2 separate regions of the Homo sapiens genome follow, and region 2 is linked to region 1. A link is a contact called in ENCODE Hi-C or POLR2A ChIA-PET data. All regions are on one chromosome and are shown on one strand. The core of a region is the stretch at or near the end of the contact, and the rest is flanking DNA. Distances in the headings are between cores, read along the strand shown. Region 1 holds the start of SLC36A2 (solute carrier family 36 member 2). Region 2 overlaps LOC105378234 (a long non-coding RNA gene).

Region 1 (7,295 bases), core at 213-2,712:
CTTTATTCCTTTGATCCTTAAGTTGCTGAAATTGCCATCAAACCTTGTATCAGTTCAGGACACAAGAGACAGGTGGTTCCCTCAAGGCCTCTGACTGAGAAAATGCCTCTACTTAGCAGTGGCTGGCCCCAACTTACAGACAGCACACTCTCAGGGTCACTAATACTTAGCAACTTCCAGGACTAGCCCTGGGGCGACAGCACAGGCAGCAGGGCCAGTCACTGTGTCCATCCCTAAATTGTCCTGCTGGATGGCTGTGGGGAGGGGCTTTGCCTGCCCCTTACAGTCCCTCCCTGCAGTGCACCCCCGAGAAACACATCCTCCGATTTTGTTTCCATGCACCCTCCTTTAGTTCACACTGCCACCTGTTTTGCATGTCAGAAAACTGGAACTTAGAGAAGGAGCAGAGAAACCACTTGAACTCAGGCCTTCTGATTCTCTGTCCAGTGCTCTTTCTACTATCTAGTGGTGCAAAAACTTTCTTCTTAAAGCAGCAGAACCTCTTCACTACCACACCCCACACCTTTTGTTCCTAAGTAAACTAGCAAGTCTGGTTGGGTGGTGGGGTCAGATGTGGGGAAGGGAGCTGCAGCCCTGTAGCTTGGCTTCCCTCTTTTTTTATGTTTTGGAAGCCTTGTGAATAACCCCCACTCCCCACTCCCTGGAAAGTGGAAAAAACTAGAACTTTCCACAAAGTGTGTTTTTTAGAGTCATCTATGCTTCTCAGTTGAAGTAGAGGCCAGGCTTACTGCAGGAAGGAGGCAGGGAGGAGGAAATACTTAGTGGTCAGTGAGGCCACTGTGGTTTTAAGCTCAGGACTCACCTTCTCCTCCAAGTAGTTAGGGATTCTACCTCTATCCCCAATCTTAACATCGCTGGCCAGGAACAAAAATGTGGCTTTAGGGCCAGCACTGAATTCTAGCCCTTATCCTGCCAATGACTCAGTATGTGGTCCAGGGTAATTGAGCCTCAGTTTCCCCACCTGTGCCTTTTGGGATCTGGATCACTATGTCCCTAAGGGCTTTTCTGACAGCCTTTACTTCTGCCTCAGCTTGACTCAGCCCATGACTGCACCTTTTGCAACCTTGGTTTCTCATCTGCACAGTGGGTTGAGGGTCAGACACACCCACCTCAGGGTTTTTGCCAATGCAAGCTTCAGGCTAGAAAGCAGAAATAGGGATGGCAGAAAACAGCACTCACGTTATGCCCTTGGTCTTCTTCAAGCCTGCTGACTCTGAAGGACTTTCATCCAAGAATGTAGAGTCCTTGTTCTCCAACTTCTTGGCACTTTCAGGAGGCGACATAAGGTCCAATTTGATGGCAACGGCTCCCTGGGGACCCTCAGTACTTTTTGTCACAGACATGACTGCTTAAGAAACAAGGAGCTCGGGGTGACAAAGAGGTCTGCTCTGGAAGGAGGGAAGCAGGAAGGTGTCTAGTGTAGATGTACACCCCAGCACAGTGGTGTGTGCCCGGGCTGGCTCTGGCCAAGCTGGAACGAGGCCCCGCCCACCTCCCTGGAGGGCACCTCTTCCTGCCTGGAGAAGCCAGTGGACGAGGACTCCTGGGAAGAGGAGGAGAGGAAGGAGGGATTTGGAAAAGGCATCACCCATTCGTATTGGTATTACTTAATAATAATCATAATGATAACTATTATACTGATAATTTTAATAACAAATATCTATTAAGCCCTGTACTAAGGGATAAGCAATCCTCTAAGTGTTTTATCTACATTTTCTCATTTAACCCTATCAATTAAGTAAGGAGAAAACTGAGGTTTCTTGAAGTAAAGGAATCTGCCCGAGGTCAGATAGCTAGAAAGTGACAGAGTTGGAACCTAGCCCAATTTGTCAAGGTTTTCAACCAGTAACCTATTTCTGTCTCCAAGAAAATACCTACAAATCCCTCTCCTTTTATTCATCTCAGGGTAGAGGTTTCCATGTCTCACTGGCTCCACAGTCTGCTGTAAGACATCCCTTCTTGCAGCACCCCATTCTTAAATTGGAACAAAAAAGGGACAGTCACTCAGTCATCTCTAATTAATTCTTAGCTTTTGTGAGGCTCCATGGAGTGAGTAAAGAGTGTTCTTCTGGAAACGGGGAAGAGGCTGAGATTGTATGACTCCCAGCCACAGTTTGCTGGGCAAGATACTGGCGCCAGGAGGTGGTGAGATTTGTCTAAGGTCACACATGAAATCCAGGATAGAACTCTGCAGCTAAAGATGGTCTTGGGCGTTTCTCTAGTATCCCACTCTCTGTCATTATCTCTGCTTCAGTGCAGATGAACAGGCCAAAATTTCCTCCTCCCTCAAAATTACAGCTTTTGACTCAAGCCATACCACTCTCTCCTCCATCATCTCATCCCCAAAACTAACATTTCTTAAGGGCTTATTACATGCCACAAGCTTTGCTTAGCTAATGTCACTGCTAACTGGTAGCATCCAAGACAGATTTGTCAGGCCCCTCCCTTACATGGGGCTCTTTCCAAGGTCCTGTATGCAATTTTGAATGGACAATTTTGTATTGCTTTTTTCTTAAAGAGGTCCTCCTTACCACTACTTTCCCCTTCTCCATGGGATAAGCTTCAAGCTCCACAAAGCCTGGCTACTTCTGTGGGTTAGCTTTGTTAGTTTGTTTTTACAGATGTGGAAATTGAGGCTCAGAGAGGAAAAGAATAACTTGCTGGAGGTCACAGCTGGAACTCGGTAAATCCGAACTCCCCGCTAGCCAGGTTTTTTTTGGTTGTTGTTGTTTGTTTTTTGTTTTGTTTGTTTGTTTTTTCTGAAGCCTGCAGCTTTGACCACAGCACTGTCTCCTTTGTTTTAATGCTGGCCCCACCCTGCCAGCTTCTTGTCCTGAATCAACTGAAACACTTGCTGTGATTTGAGAAGTGTTATTCCCTTGTCTGGCACCATTACATGGCAGTATTACTGGTCTGTGAAGTAGCAGGCTGCATCCTGTGACCTGCTCGTTTACAGCCTGAGATTCCACAATTTAAATTTGTAATCTCAGATTTGATGTCGCAGGTGGAGCTCTGTGTTCCTGCTCGAGCAAGGTCAGTAATAAGATTGTTGAGGAGCTTGCTATGTTTAGATATGAGCTAGTTCTTGCCTTCCTCTCCAGGTTTTGAGAAGAACTCTGAATTATCTTCAGGCCTTTTGGAAAGGGGTGGCTGGAATATCAGTGTTTGGCCAGAGCTCTTCCCAGGCATCGTCAGTGAAAAAAAAGCTTGTAGGGTGGGGCTCCACACCCCAACTCATTGCACCACATGTTAGCAGGCAGGAGGTCTTCTCCTAGGGTGGGGATGTCCAAAATAAGCCCTTCCAACACGAGTGGCCCAGGCATCCGAAGCCCTGGGTTCCGCTATGGCTCTAACTATGAAGCTGTGGCAACCCTTGGAAAGATATTATTCCCCTTCAAACTCCAGTGTCCCCTTTGCAAGATGGATACTAGATTGTAGATGACTTCCAAAGGCATGAGAACCCCAAGGGCTTGGATGGGGTGTTTGGTAACGCTGAGATGCAGGCCAGCTTTTCTTGGGTGGGGCAGGCAACTGGTGAAAAGACAGCCTGCCCACTAGACATCTCCAAAAAGAGTGGAGCAAATGGGATGTAAATAATGATAATAATCTCCTATGATCCTTTAGAGTAAACACAGAGCCTTGTTCCTTTCATGGCTTATGGCACTTTTAAAACGTGGTGTGTATCAAAGCATCTGAAGAGATAATAAAGAACAGAGACTCAGACTTGTTGAAGTAGGATAGAATCTGTGCCATGTTATTTTTGCCAAGTTCATCAGGTGATTCTGATACTAGCTGAAGTTTGAGTCCACTGTTCTATGGAGTGGGAATAATTGCTTCTTTTTTAATAGATTAGAGAACCAAGGCAGAGAGCTGGGAAATATTTGCCTGAGGTCGTATAATCTGGTAGAAATGATCACTGGTACTCCTTTGGGCTAGAAGTCAGAGACTTCAGAGACAAAATGAAACCCCTACCTGGATGAAAATTCATCACCCTATCCTCACCACCACCACCACCACCACCCTCCCCCGGCCCCGGGTACCTCCTCATAGTCTGTGGCTGATGAATGTGACTCCTTCTACCCCCATCTAAATAATAATGATAATAGCGACTCACATGTATTGAGTCTATTCTATGTGCCAAGCTCTAGATGAGGTGTGTTACATGAGGTAGGCACTATGATTACCCCCATTTTACAGATGAGGAAACTGAGGCTCAGAGGGGTTACCTCCCTTGCCTAAGGTGACCCAGTTAGTACTAGAGACAGAGCTTTGATTGGATTCCAGGCCTCTTGGCATGTGCCTCTGAAGCTGCAGTTGAGTTATCTCTGTGTTCCTCTGCTATGACTAGGGCGTAGTAGGAACTCTGAAATAGTTGAAAACCCTTTCCTGTGCATACTTTATGCCATTCAAGACTGGGACTTCATGCATCAATCAAATTTCTAAATAAATGTTAGGGACTGATATAGATGGGCAAATTCTCATTTCTCTCCATTAAAAACCTTTAAAATATCACCATTAAAAAAAAGAGAATATTTCAACCCCCTAAAGCTGGAAGAACATAATATCAGGATAAAGGATAATGGGGTTTTTTGTGGCTTTTTTGAAACAGAGTCTCACTCCATTGCCCAGGCTGGAGTGCAATGGTGTGATCGCGGCTCACTGCAACCTCCACCTCCCAAGCTCAAGTGATCCTCCCACCTCAGCCTCCCAAGTAGCCAGGACTACAGGTGCATGACACCATGCCTAATTTTTGTATTTTTTGTAGTGATGGGGTTTTGCCATGTTGCCCAGGCTGGTCTTGAATTCCTGAGCCCGCCTTGGCCTCCCAAAGTGCTGGGATTAAAGGACAATGTTTTTAATGCTAACAATACTGCTCCCTTTCTGATGGCCACCACTCTGTGCTTTGGTGTTTCTCAACTGTAAAATACTAATGAGTGTGTCTTTAGGCAGGCGTGAGGATTACATGAGAAAATAAACAAGTACAGTGCCTGAGTCACAGTCAGTGCCCAGAGAGGAGAACCATTTTTATGATATCATTTTATTGTTGGAGGGAACTTACAAGGTCATTTCGTTGACTCATACTGTCTCACCGATTGGGAAACTGAGGCCCAGATAGGAGAAGGAACACAGTGAGTGAACAGGGATACAGTGGTGAGATAGGGACTTTAACCCAGCCCAGGTCTTTTGATTCCCAAGCTCTGTTGCAGTGAGACGAGATCGCACCACTGCGCTCCAGCCTGGGCAAAAAGAGTGAAACTCTGTCTCAAAAAAAAAAAAAAGCTATTCCTGAGAACCCCTAAGTGGCCTAATCACATATTCATGTGTGTAGGTATAGGCTCTGACACATTTTTAGGTTTCTGAACTTGCTGGGGAGAGTGAATTGCGGATGAGGAGCGGTCAGTGGCATCAGCAAGTGGCTTCTTCTGGTGAACGGGAATGGGGTCTCTCACTTGTTGCAGGTGTCAACTCTTATGACCCAACTGAGTTTCATTTATCCGTTTCTTTTTTCAGCAAAAGCTAATAATGATAATGACAGTTATCATCATCATCATCATACTGTAACGAGAGCTACCATTTATTAAGCATTTTATGTTATACAGTATTCAGAGCAATCCTTCATCCTCACCACCTCCATTCTCATCCAAGCCAGCATCATCCCTCACTTGGAAAACTAGCTTCCTAACTAGTTTCCTGGCCTCTCCACTTCCCTGTTTAAAATCTATTTCCTCACAATAGCAAATGATGATGCAACTCCCCTTCCTGAAACCTCCTCCTGCTCCAAATTGACCTGAGAACATATCAGTATTCCTCACCACAACCCACAAGGTCCTGCATGATCCAGCTGCTGCCTCTCTCCCAACTCACCTTGTTCATGTCTCTCCCTAGAACACTATGCTCCAGTCACATGGACCTTTTTTCCTGCATTAAATTTTGTCCTTTCCCTCCTTGGATACTGCATTTGCTGCTCTCTGTGCCTGCACTTTTTATCCTCTGCTTTTTGTTATGCTAGTCTTAGGTCAAGATTTTTCTGCTCCAACAACCTCCCTTGACAACTCTATCTAAAGGAGGACCCTCTGCTTGACTAGTTATTCTCAGTCATACCCCTGCTTTTTTTCATGTTGCTTCTCACAATTTGTAATTATCTTGATTATGTGTGTGTATCCCCATTGTTGTTTATGTCCTCCCACTAGAATTTAAGCTCCATGAAAGTGGGAAGTACTTGGTCACCTTCCCAGTTCTTAGGCCTGGCTCATGGTAGGCTCTCAAAAAATATTCAATGAATGAATGTGTTATTGATCCCATTTGACAGATGTGGAGTAAGCCTCAGAGGTCCTTTCTTTTGCCTGTGTTGGTTTCCTATGGCTGCTCTAACAAATTGCCATAAACTTAGTGCCATAAAACAACACACAAATTTGTTCTTACAGTTCTGAAGGCCAGAAGCCCTAAATCAGTTTCAATGAGCCAAAGTAAACATGCCAGCAGGGCTATGCTTCCTCCAGAGGCTATGAAGGAAAATCTGTTTCCTTTGTTGTTGTTGTTCTTCTTCCTAGCTTCTAGAGCATTCTGTACATCCCTTGGCTCGTGGCTCCTTCCCTGATATTCCCATAGTGTCTTCTCTCTCTGACTCTGCTTCTATCCCATGGGCTTCTTATCTCTTGTCTGTAGTCAAATCTCCCTTTGTTTTCCTCCTATAAAGATACTTGAGATTAAACATAAGGATAATCCAGGATAAACCTCCCATCTCAAGATCCCTAACTCAATCACATCTTCAAAGGGTATGATTTAAACCCAGCAAGGGCTGTCCAGATTCTTCTTGGCCTCTCTATGCAGCATTCCTTACTTCAGGGTATGGGGCTAGACCCCCTCTGGAATAAGGGTCTTATGACCCACAATCAAATTAGAGTCCTGCCTTGGGCAGGTGAAAGGAGGGGAGGAGAAAGCTAGAGAAAAAGAGATTCTCTTTGCTTTTACAAGGGCTATGGGAATTATGAGCCAGGAACCATGGATGAAAACATATGTGTTGAAAACCATGAATGAAAACATATATATGTATGTGTGTGTGCATATGTGTGTATATATATAATATAGATATCATAGACTCATAGTACTTAGTTAGAGGCATAACAGTCCCTTCATTCTACAAATTGTGAAACTGAGGCCCAGAGAGGAGAAGTGAGCACACACAAAGATACTATGTTTAGGACAGAACCAGGCATAGCATCTAAAATATGGTTCCCAGTTTAGAGATTGTCTACCAAAACCTAATGTTGTCT
Region 2 (6,634 bases), core at 1,806-4,305, 36 kb after region 1:
TTGGTTGAGCAACTGAAAACTCAGATCGGAGACCTCTAGATGTCCATCGACCTCATCCAAGATGAAGTGGGAAGCCCCTTGCAGACAGATGGTGGACATTGTGAGCGCAAGGCCTCTGGGAAGACAGGAAATGGTTCCACCAGAACTGGCAGCAGCAGACCCACTGCCTCCAGGACACAGCAAAACAAAGGCAAGGGATGTGAAGAAAGTCCAAGGGACGGGGCTGCACCTGATGCCGCAAGCATTGGCAATGCTCCAGATTTTGCTGTTAGCTAATTTGGTTGTGTGACAGGCCAGATCCCTCCAACCCTATAACAGAGGGGCCAGGCTGACAGACTATGCTCTCTTGTTGAAGAGGCGGGAGGTGTCAGTGGACAGAGAGAAGCAGCTAGCCTTGAGGCACCAGCCACACGACCATGTCACCACCTCTGCCATCCTCCAGGACCTCTCTCTGGCAGGCAAGGATGAGCTGGCCATGGCTGTGTGGAAGGAGCTGATGGTGGCTGTGAGGGACCTGCTAGCCCATGGACTATATGCCTCCTCCTCAGGAATGAGCCTCATCATGGCTCCTATTGCTCATTTGCTGCCAGCCTTCTCCTCAGCCCCTGAGCCCATGCACCCCTGGGAGCTCTTTGTAAAGTACTGAAACCGCCTTTGTAAAATTATGACTGAGACAGTGAAAGAGATCTAATTTAACTGACTCCATCTTGCTTCTAACCCCCAAGCCATCTTTGTTCATTCCTGGGCACAAGCTGAACTAACTATGGAAGAAACTTAGTTTGCAGTTTATAGTTTAAACAAAGATGGTAACAGCCCTTTCCCAAAGCAGACCTCCTTCTTATCTGGGGACTAGACTAGCCACAGGATTAGAAATTATGGTTTAAGAGTCATGCACCTGGAGGCTACAAGATTCTGACCCTCCATAAACTGGTCCTAAGATCAGTTCTTGCGATATTTTGTGGGCCCTGCACTTGACAGATCAGCTGGCACCACCCAGATTGATAAACTGGCTTGTCTGATCTTGTGGCCCCCACCCAGGAACTGACTCAGTGCAAGAAGACAGCTTTGACTCCCTGTGATTTCAACCCTGACCAATCAGCACTCCTGGCTCACTGGCCCCGCCCCCTACCCACCATGTTATCCTTAAAAACTGCCCCTAAATGCCTGGGGAGACCGATTTGAGTAATAATAAGACTGGTCTCCCGCAAAGCCAGCTTTGTGTGAATTACTCTTTCTCTGTCGCAATTCCCTTGTCTTGATGAATCTGCTCTGTCTAGGCAGTCAGCAAGGTGAACCCCTTGGGGGGTTACAGTACTACCATGCTAAAAATGGCAGTGCTTATGCCCAGCCCGGGAGCTCTCCCAGTCTTTGCCCTTCCTGTTACAGGAGGCACTGATGTAACCCCCAAAGAGAGCCTACTGACAGTCATCCACATGGTGCTGACAGAGCACGACCCTTTCAAGCACAGTGCAGACTCTGAATTGAAGGCTTTGGTGTGCATGGCACTGAATGAGCAGCGTCTGATGTCCTGGGTGAACCTCATCTGCAAGTGCGGGTCACTCATCGAGACTCACTACCAGCCTGGGAGCTACATAGCACACACAGGCTTTGAGAGTGCCCTCAACCTGCACAGTCGCCTCAGCAGCCTCAAGTTCAGCCTCCCTGTAGATCTGGCCATGCGCCAGCTCAAAAATATCAAAGATGCCTTTTGATGAGAATGCCCTGACTCCAGGCAAGCTCCTTGCTCAGTAGGGATAGATGTGTTAGTCTTCTAGCATAGAAGCAAGGAATCAAAGATGGGGTTAAATGCATTTTTCCCAGACCCTGCTTAGGTCATCAGCCAAATGAGTGCAAAGTGTGTTTTCCCCACCAACTTAGCATCTTGGAAAGATGTGCTGGAGACTCTCTTGTTAAGAAGGTTCTGCCCTGGTGTGTAACCATAGTGTGCATGTGGGCACATGTGCTTGAGCCTGTGTTAAAGAAATCAATTGTGGCACATAGTACCCCAACTCATTGCGCCAAATCTGATTCTCAGAAAACCTAGGTTGCTTTAACCATTCTCTTTATGGCCGTGAGTGACAACATGAGTGAGTCATTGGTACCAGAATAATTTTGCCTGGAGGAACCTGTTAGTTGAGCCATCTTTCACTTGAAGCATGTTTGAGAGGCCAAGGCCAGAATTTAAATTCCTTTTATGAATAGATTTCCCTTTCTTCCTGACCCCAAGGCCAGAGGAGACTATATATTCCATGGCTGCCTCTAAAACTAGGAATGGGGATATCTGAAAACAGCATTAAAGCCAGGATGGTCTCAATCTCCTGACCTCGTGATCCACCCACCTCGGCCTCCCAAAGTGCTGGGATTACAGGAGTGAGCCACCGCACCCGGCCCACAGTCTTTTTAGAAGTAAATATATTCAAGTTAAATGAGCAAATCCTTGCCACCCAAGTTGAGTATGTACAGGAATACAAATCGGTAACCTGCAGCTGTTCCTCTTTGGGTTGTGACTCACTGGGCACCACTTGTCCTGGAAGCTGGCTGGCTGGAGGACACCTGATCTGGTAATAAATACGGCAGCAGGGATAGGTGCCACAGCAGGATAGCAACGACAGCAGATCACTGTTTCCAGGCCGGGGGTGGAGTATTTCATTGTGAAACTGACTCTAGAATGGTTCTATTTGGTCTGCAGTATTGTAGCCTCATTAGTTCACATTTGTCGTACAGCTTATGATGTTCACATTTGTCATACAGCTTGTGATGAGTACTACTCTAGGATTGGCCAAAGATGGGCAAAATATATCACTCCAAACACTACTGATTCAGCATTGTTATCATGTCTTAAATTGCCAGCTGCACTTTTTTTTCTGCACTACATAATGTAGTGCATTTTAACTTAAATTTTTTTTTTTTTTTTTTGGAGACAGAGACTCGCTCTGTCGCCCAGACTGGAGTGCAGTGGCACCATCTCGGCTCACTGCAACCTCCACCTCCCAGGTTCAAGCAATTCTCCTGCCTCAGCCTTCCAAGTAGCTGGAATTACAGGCACCTGGCATCACGCCTGGCTAATTTTTGTATTATTAGTAGAGACGGGGTTTCACCATGTTGGCCAGGCTGGTCTCAAACTCCTGACCTCAGGTGATCTGCCCGCCTCGGCCTCCCAAGGTGCTGAGATTACAGGCGTGAGCCACCGCACCCAGCCTTTAACTTAAATTTTTTTCAGCAACATGTTACTTGTTTAAGGTACGTTATTGGTATTTCATTAGAATTAGTTCACCTTCTCTGTGAAACAAGTCCATTGTAAAACGTAGTGGAAAATGATACATATGTGGTTGCTAATAAAATCATAGTGTTTTGTGACAAAAAAAAAAGAACCCTATGCCATGAAGGCAAATGTCTTCATTTCTGAAATTCTTCAAATTATTCTCTCTAAAATGTTTGTATCTTCCAAAAAAAAAATCTCCTAGTATGAGCTGCATAACATGTTGCACCCTAGATTGGGCATCAGGAGACCTGTGTTCTAGTCCTTGCTCTGAAACTAACTTTCTGGGAGATCCAACATGTATCCTCTCCTTTCCGGGTGTTGGCTCTAGAAGCACTTTCAGTTTCCTTATCTGTGCTCCATGAATTATTAGTTACTTGCCTGAGAGGTCTGACTCAGGGTGCCTCCAAAACAGTTCTTACATATTAGGTGTGAGCCAGGAAGAAACAATGCCGGAAGAGAAATCTATGGGTTGTATATTTAAAACAAATGAGAGCTAGCAGTTTACACATCTAGAGTGAATATTTTCAAGGCAAACATATATGTTTCATGCCTTCTATAATCTGCAGTTTACAATGCATCAGACAATAGCTCAAAAGCATCATCCTTCAGATTCAGTAATTTAATCACTCATTTTTGATTTTCACTTATAAAGAAAACCAAAGAAGAGAATCTCAGACTTGGAAGGAGCTTCTCATAGGTTATATAGCAAAACTATTCCTCTCTTGGAAAGTGGTTGTCCTGCCTCTGCTTAAATACCTTCGGAGATCGGGCACTCACTATACTCTTCTCACCCAGTATAAAAAAGCTCTTTGTTATGTTGAGCTTAAAATATGCAACCCTCAAACCTCTCACTCATTAGTGCTTATTCCAACCTCACAGTATAAGCCATTCCACGCTCACCATTTACAGACATGAAGCCATTTTGCTGAACAGCCAGTAGGGGACCCTGAAGATCTTCCAGTAACAAAATATAAAGTCAAAAAGATGCAGAAAGAAACTTGTTTTATTAGGCAATTTTATTTTAAGTGAGGTGTGTATGTGTGTGTGTGTGGGTGTGTGAGAGAGAGAGAGAGAGTGTGTGTGTGTGTGTGTGTGTGTGTGTGAGAGAGAGAGAGAGAGACAGAGAGAAAGAGGGGCAGGAGGGTGCTTAAAGGCCTTCATAAATACCTTGGGAATAAAATCTAGGTCCTGGTTGCAAATTGGCCACCTGAGTACCACGCTTTTTGAATTAGCTGCCACTATTTAAAAACTGGAAAAGTTGCACAGACATACACAAAACCAAAATTCCTGGCTTCTTTGAGACTTGGAAATGACCCAGCATGGACCCTCTCTAGCTGGAGATGGGTAACTTTAGACTAAGCCATGTGCTGTTTTCTGGGCATGGCCCCTGCTCAGTCACTCACTTACCCTTCCCACCTGGCCATGTCAGGCAGGGAGAGAAAGTCACATTTTTAAACCTTGTTCTTTGAGCAGACTGTGGGGCTCCTAGGAATTTCCAAGGGGAAAAAACCCAGAATCGCCATCCAAATTGGAAATGCCTTAGAGGGCTTCCAACAAATTCTCATTTTCCAAATTGAGAAATGATTTACATTTTCATCCTTGTCTCTGGTAGTAATAGTGGCCAGGATGGGGCCAGGTAGCTCTGAGGAAGCAGATTCTGACTGAGACCATCTGAGAGGGCAGCTCTTTGTTGGCAGAAGTGCAAAACCTTTCACAGCCCCTTTTGCCAAAATGGGGAGAACTAGGGAATCTTAGGGCAACACCCCAATAAAAAAAACAATAAAACAAAACAATAAAAAAAGAGACAAAAACCAAACCAAACAAACAGCAACAACTACCTTTACATACCATTTTTGCACACAATTCTAGGAAGTTTATGGGTCATTGTTCAGGTTCTAATATGAAACCTTTTAAGAACAGAGGTTTCCTTCTGTATCTTTTTTTTTTTTTTTTTGAGACAGAGTCTTGCACTGTCTCCCGGGCTGGAGTGCAATGGCGCGATCACAGCCCACTGCAACCTCCGCCTCCCAGGTTCAAGTGATTCTCCTGCCTTACCCTGCCGAGTGGCTGTGATTATAGGCGCCCGCCACCACGTCTCGCTAACTTTTTTTTTTTGTATTTTTAGTAGAGATGGGGGTTTCACTATGTTGGCCAGGCTGGTCTCAAACTCCTGACCTCGTGATCCACCTGCCTCAGCCTCCCAAAGTGCTGAGATTACAGGCATGAGCCACCGCACCCGGCCCCTTCTGTATCTTTTTGGCTTTATATTTTGTTGTCAGATCTTCAGGGTCCCCTACTGGCTGTTCACCAAGCTGGCTTCATGTCTATAAATGGCAAGTGTGGAATGGCTTATACTCTGAGGTTGGAATAAGCACTACTGAGTGAGAAGTTTGAGAGATACAAACTTTAATTTGAACTTAGTTTCCTCCTGATCCAGAGCTTTAACTACTTTTAGTATTTGAAGATAATAACTCTGACCATTTCTCTAACTTGGTTAATGTCATATCCATCCTGTTTTTCACAGTTACCCTTACCTGGTGACTTCTGTCATGTGATGTCCACTTGTGTGGACATCTGTTGCTTTTAACACTCATCAATTCCCCATTCTTGGTGTAGAACCCATTTTTGCTTTGAGATACCATCCCTCTCACTGCATGGGTGTCTTGGTGGCACTGTCAATCAAAAAGCCCTGACTTTCCTTGCCCAACAGATGGGCTTGTGCAATTGGACACTCTCTCCATAGAATTTGCGTCTTGAGCATTGCACTCAAGAACAGAAAACAATTGGTGGAAATTCATCCCAGAGGCACAGTCCCACTGACTTCAGTCTCAGGCTCTGCCCGGTCCCTGTCTTTCTCAATGTCTGCTTCTTTAGCTTTCCCTTGACTCTGTGAGGCATGTTCAAATCCATTTGTTTTAATTTAAGTTGTCCAGAGTTATATTCTGTTGTTTGCCTCCAAAGAACCTAACCAATGTGCTTCTCTTAGGTTCAGCTTAATTCCACAAACATTTACTAAGCCTGGAATGTTGCACTTGCTCTAGGGAGGTCCTGGTGGCCCAACTCCTGTAAACTCCTGGGGCCTGGTGGAGGGACAGAAAAGAAGCAAATCTTTCTGCCTTTTACTCACATGTCTTACAAAGCATGGCAGAGCCAATGCCCAAGTCTACCATGAGGGTTCAGCACTTGCACACCCAGGAAACAGTGACAGGCACAATGATCTTGGCAGAGACATAGAACTGCAGGGGGTAGGTAAGGCAGATGCCACCCAAGTAGAGGAGCTCAACAGACTGGTACAACCTGTGCAAGGCAGAGGGGATCAGGAAAGATCCACGCACAGACACCAGCAGGCTCTGGAGGACCCATGGGGGTTAG

The links. Hi-C counts contacts between places; a loop is a spot of excess contacts on that map. ChIA-PET counts read pairs that join two places held with the same protein, here RNA polymerase II (POLR2A). Pooled maps may share reads with other maps.
Region 2: a map of gastrocnemius medialis shows a loop between it and region 1 (10-fold over the local background). The contact joins the enhancer-like site here to the promoter of SLC36A2 in region 1. A Hi-C loop is called at or near these places in 4 of 168 maps with a recorded cell type or tissue (gastrocnemius medialis, psoas muscle and sciatic nerve) and 3 of 50 pooled maps. POLR2A ChIA-PET finds 5 or more read pairs at or near these places in 1 of 52 experiments (MCF 10A).

The regions. Positions count from the first base shown.
Region 1 is chr5:151,346,097-151,353,391 of GRCh38, forward strand. It overlaps SLC36A2 (solute carrier family 36 member 2), which reads right to left and starts at 1,463. Exons shown (of 10, transcript NM_181776.3): 1 at 1,201-1,463. The coding sequence starts at 1,364. It overlaps LOC105378234 (a long non-coding RNA gene), which reads right to left. Exons shown (of 6, transcript XR_944423.4): 6 at 6,303-6,710. It also overlaps a transcript of SLC36A1 not described here. RefSeq lists an enhancer at 976-1,889.
Region 2 is chr5:151,380,674-151,387,307 of GRCh38, forward strand. All of the region lies in intron 5 of LOC105378234 (a long non-coding RNA gene), which reads right to left. It also overlaps a transcript of SLC36A1 not described here and the pseudogene LOC100419720. Among named protein-coding and RNA genes, the nearest start is that of SLC36A2, 36 kb to the left of the region's middle. Within about 2 kb of position 3,056, at least 2 of the 41 ENCODE cell types and tissues checked have a DNase peak (open chromatin) inside an H3K27ac peak, as active enhancers do; they include gastrocnemius medialis and psoas muscle, where a contact is called at or near this core.